Linked DNA regions of Homo sapiens: region 1 is linked to region 2. The links are chromatin loops, found by intact Hi-C in ENCODE. Cell type or tissue: ovary. All regions are shown on one strand.

Evidence for each region. Hi-C counts contacts between places; a loop is a spot of excess contacts. Peaks named below come from ENCODE experiments on the same cell type or tissue, not always from the same donor. Only the 100,000 strongest peaks of a DNase experiment are listed, where the experiment ranks them.
Region 1: a loop joins it to region 2, with 2.1 times the contacts of the local background. A loop is called at or near these places in 24 of 110 quality-filtered maps.

Annotation. Positions count from the first base shown.
Region 1 is chr2:16,507,100-16,509,599 of GRCh38, forward strand. No RefSeq gene overlaps it. Among named protein-coding and RNA genes, the nearest start is that of CYRIA, 160 kb to the right of the region's middle. RefSeq lists a silencer at 1,142-1,436. In ovary, a CTCF peak has its summit at 1,335 (motif pointing left); a DNase peak (open chromatin) is centred at 754; H3K4me3 peaks cover 520 bases.
Region 2 is chr2:15,949,613-15,952,112 of GRCh38, forward strand. It overlaps the pseudogene RN7SL104P. Among named protein-coding and RNA genes, the nearest start is that of MYCNOS, 9.2 kb to the left of the region's middle. In ovary, no CTCF peak of the experiment used is centred here; a DNase peak (open chromatin) is centred at 1,129.

The DNA of each region.
Region 1 (2,500 bases), 560 kb after region 2:
ACATAGGCTGTGGGAGTGGGCTGGAGGGGACACTGGCCTCCAGATGGCCTCATGCCCTTCATGCGTCTAGCTTGCATGGAGGGGTAACCCAATAGCTAAGGAGAAAAGGCTTCTCCCAGACCCTTCTACCAGGTAGTCACATGGGGTGGAAACAGGATCCATATTTCCTGATTCCCAAGTCTCTCTGCTGCATTACTTAGCAACTAAACATAATGTAGCAATACATATTACTACAAATCTCCCTGAAATCTAGCAATATACCTTTTTTTAATCTCCATTTTTACAGATGGGGGAATTCAGCCTTGGGGAAGTGAATTAACCTGCCCAGTGTCTCTCAGTTAGCAAGTGGGGTAGAGCTAAGGTTCGCATCTAGTTTGGCTCAGAGCTTTCTGTTAACCGGCATCCAATCCTGTTTCACCTGAGAGGAGCAATGTGGAGTGAGAGCTGGGAATACCCACCCTGTAGACTCAGTCTCAGAACAAGGGTGAAAAGGGCTTTAAAATCACTCGCCCTCACTTGGCGGAATAACAATGCTCACAGCAGCCGTGTGGTTCTCAGGGCATTTCCCCAAGCTTTCTTTATCCTCCCTGGAGTTTCTCCTCTCACCAGCCGCTCTATCTGGGCACGGGCCTCTGAAGCTCCTGTCTGTCTGGCCGGTCCACTGGGCCCCCTTCAGAGGAAAGGCTGCTCTCATTCCTCAGGGATGTCCCAGAGCCTGGCGCCGCTGCTGGGCATGAGCAGGAGGGCGGGAACGATTTGCTGAGTGAGGAAGTCAACAAGGCGGGGCGGGCATCATCATGCCCACTTTGCAGGTGGGGAGACTGACGCTCTGGGCGCTGGAGGGACCCCTCAGATCGCCACAGCTGCTTCTTCCCCCAGGCGCTGGGCTTGTCCCTTGCAGCACAGAATCTCTGGGTCAGTAATCATGCAAAGGGTGAAAGCCAGAGGAACCTGGGTTAGCAAGTGACACGAAGGGACTTTCCAGGATCCCCCCACCGCGAGGCCTGGCACGAAGGAGGGCTCACAGTCCGGCTCCCAGAGCCCTGCAAGTCGGGCGCGCTCAGCCCACCTGCTCCCTGCATTGGTGGTGGCGGGCGGCCCGCACTCCCCGCGCCCCAGGCCCGCCCGCTCCCGCCCGGCTCGGCGCTCCCTCGGCTGAGCAGCTAGGCTCTGCATTGCAGGGGTCCCACCGGGCCGCAGGGTAGCCTCGCCCCCGCCGCTCCTTCCTTTGTCCCTGCCCCGCCGCTGCGGCGTCTGCGGCTTCTGCGGCCGCCTGGGAGCGGGCATGGGTGGGCGGGGCCCGTGGCGGCGCTGCCCGGTGCACCAGCACCATCTAGGGGCGCTACGACAGCAGGAAGGGCGCTCCGCTGGCATCCGTGGGTCGCCGCCTGGCCCTGGGCAAATTTTCCCAAACTCCGGCCTCGGTTTCCCGGGTTACCGTGGAGGCGACAAGCGGGTCCACTCCTATCAGGTGTCCTCACTGGTACAGTCGTAATCCCTTAATGAAGGGGATTGATCGTCTCCACAGCCGCTAATAGGCAAGGAGGGAAACTGAGGCTCTGAGGGGTTAAGTAACTTGTCCCAGGGGATATAGTTCTGGGGACAGAACCAAGAATCAAAACCAGGTGCATTTGAGCTCCTAATCTGTGCGTGGAACCCCTTGGCTGTGCGGCGTGGAAGAGGGCAGTTTCTCCTGATATGCCACATGCAGTGGGACAGCTTGTCCTGCTCCTTGTCCTCTGCTAGCTACTTTCTGTATGATCAAGTCATGTGACCGCTTTGAAACTCAGCTGTGTCACTCACTTTACCTTAGGGATCATCCCAAGGCCTTCCTTCTTCCCGGCTCTCAGGGAGGCAGGTCTCAACCATGAAAAGGTTTCAGAGGATGGGAGCCACAGTGAGAATCAAGAGGGAAGGGCCTCTGAAGACAGAGCTAGCTCCATAAACCTGTCCAATTATCACCCTTACAAGCGCAGAGCTCCAGAACCCCCAGGCAGAGGCAAATTTCCCTTAGACCCCGGCTTTGAGGCTTGCAGCCCATGTTATTATCTCCATTTTACAGCTGAGAAAATTGAGGCACAAAGAGACTTGGGCACTTTCTCAGAGTTGCAGTCCTGGGTGAAATGTGCTCAGGGCTCCCTCTCCTGGGCTGGGGGGCTCCCTCAGGAGATCCCGGATGGTCTGAAGCACAAGGTTTACTGAGCCCCAGTGGAGGGTGCAGCCCTGAAGAAGAAAGTGGGAGGGTTTGGTCTGGAAAAGAGAAGACCTTGAGAAACTCAAAGGCTATCTCTAAATCACAGGGGCCTAACACATGAATGAGTAGGCAGAAGTACAGGGCAAAGAAGGGATATATGGGGAGAGGGTAGAGTGGTTGGGTTTTAGCAAAAGGAGCAACAGAAACAGACTGTTGAAGAAGCCCTGCTGCCACATGGCATGACAGATAACCTGCTCCCCAAAGCTACCCTGCGTCCATCGTCTTCTGAAGGCTGCCCGGCTGCTC
Region 2 (2,500 bases):
TCCATTGCCCATGGCCCTCCATGTGCTGGACTCTGGCTGTTTCTCATCCGTGACTTGTTTCACCACATCCCTCCTTCTAGGTTACCCAGATTCCATTAATTGAAATCCTTCTCAATCTTGCACCCCCAGGTAGGCCTTTCCCAGCCCTTGGCCTCTGTGCACTTATCTTCTAGCTGCCTTATGCACCTCCTGGACCCCCTAAACTGTGGGCTCCCTTAAGGCAGATAGGGCTCTCATTTGCCTCTGATTCTGAGCATCTGCCCTGTGACTGACAGGTGACAGAGCCTTAGCAGATGCCAGCAGTATAGACGGTAACAGAGGAAGGAGCGAGGAGAGGATTTCCATTATGGGTGGGTCTCCCACCAACTCCAGTTCACAAGCTCTCAGGCTAATTCAGATGGGAAAAGACATCCCTTAGACATCAATGAGTGTCTGGTACTGACTATGCTGGCAGTTCTGAAGAAGTGAAGATAAAATGCTCATAGAGGACTGTCTACAAGGAGCCCACAGTCTGCAAGAGAGTTAAAGCCCTGGGGGTTGTATAGAAGGCAAGAAGAGAAACCAAGAGGCACTGGGTTGAGGGGCTGATGAATGAAAGCATATGAGGGGCCTAGTGGCTGAGTTTGGGGCTATCTGAAGGAGGAAGCTGGTCCTCTGCCTGGGTTCACTGAGTCTACGCCTGGCCTGGCTTGTGGCAGCTCAGACACTTGCCTCAGGCCACAGATGGTCTACACTCGTAGTGAAAAAGGTTGCAATGCCTCCCACCCCTGTGTAGCACTGCAGAGCTTCCCAAGTTTTTGTATGCATGAGTCTCAAAAATCCTTGAGGATTTTTGACCAGTTTATCACATTCCCACATTATAAGTGAGGGAATCTGGTCTTCTGAGTTTTAGTTTCATTAATCCCTATGGTGGCTATGTTTTGAAATTCTGATGTGAGTTGTTTTCGAAATCAGAGGTTGTTTGATTTGGAAGAGGCATAGAAGCCAACTAGTTTACTCTCCCATTTCAGGGGAGGCACCTACAGTCTGCTTGTGAGAATTTTATTTTTCCTTTATTTTATTTTTCTTTTTTTTGCAACAGGGTCTTGCCGTGTTGCCTAGCCTGGCGTGGAGTGGCTAATCTCAGGCACAGTGCCACTGCTGATCAGCACAGGAGTTTTGACCTGCTCCATTTCTGACCTGGGCCAGCCAGTTCATACTTCCTTAGGAAACCTGGTGGTCCCCTACTCCCAGGAGTTGCCATATTGATGCTAAACTTAGTGTGGACATCCAGTAGGCATAGGGTGCTACAGCTCAGAACTTCTGGACTCAAGTGATCCTCCTGCATCAGCTTCCTGAGTAACTCGGACAACAGGTGCACACACACTGCCGTGCCTGGAAGCGTTCTTTTTTCTTTTTTTCTTTCCCTCTTTCCCATTCTTTCTCTCAACAAATATTTATTTAACAGTTACCATGTATCAAGCACTGTTCTAAGTGCTTGGGAGACATCAATGAACAAAAAAGACAAAACTCTCCCAAATCTTCTCTGCTTTCTTGAAGTTTATAGTGTAACAGAGAGTGACAGCTGTACAAATAAACATAATAAGCAAATAAATTAAACAGCATCTAATATGGTGGCAAATGCCGTAAAAAATAAGTAGAAAGGCTAGAGGAATTCAGGGATGCCAACAGCAGAGGTAGGAGGCTCAGGGAAGGCGCATCTGGTCCTGGGAGCTGAGGGGCAGGGCCTGTGGGGAGAGTGTCCTGCCCTGGGCACTCTTGTGCTTGCTCAGAAACCAGATCTCAGGCCTCAAGCTTCTCGGTTCAGTGCTTAACTTCCCTTATCTCTGGCTGGGCGTGGTGGCTCACGCCTGTAATCCCAGCACTTTGGGAAGCCAAGGCAAGTGGATCGCAAGGTCAGGGGTTTGAGATCAGCCTGACCAACATGGTGAAACCCCATCTCTACTAAAAATACAAAAATTAGCTGGGCATGGTGGCTGGTGCCTGTAATCCCAGCTACTCAGGAGGCTGAGGCAGGAGAATTGCTTGAACCTGGGAGACGGAGGTTGTAGTGAGCCGAGATCACACCACTGCACTCCAGCCTGGGTGATAGAGCGAGACTCCGTCTCAAAAAATAATAATAAAAAATAAAAAATCTTCCCTTATCTCCCTCTGGACATTGGTAAATGTACCCCACCAATTTCCATTCATTGTCTCGAGGAGAAACCATTGAGCATAGTAGTTAAGAGTATGAATCTGGGCTGGGCATGGTGGCTCATGCCTGTAATCCCAGTACTTTGGGAGGCCAAGGCAGGTGGATCACCTGAGGTCAGGAGTTCAAGACCAGCCTGACCAACATGATGAAACCCCATCTCTACTAAAAATACAAAAAAATTAGCCAGGTGTGGTTGCGGGCACCTGTAATCCCAGCTACTCGGGAGGCTAAGGCAGGAGAATTGCTTAAACCCAGGAGGCGGAGGTTGCAGTAGGCCAAGAGCGCGCCATTGCACTGCACCCTGGG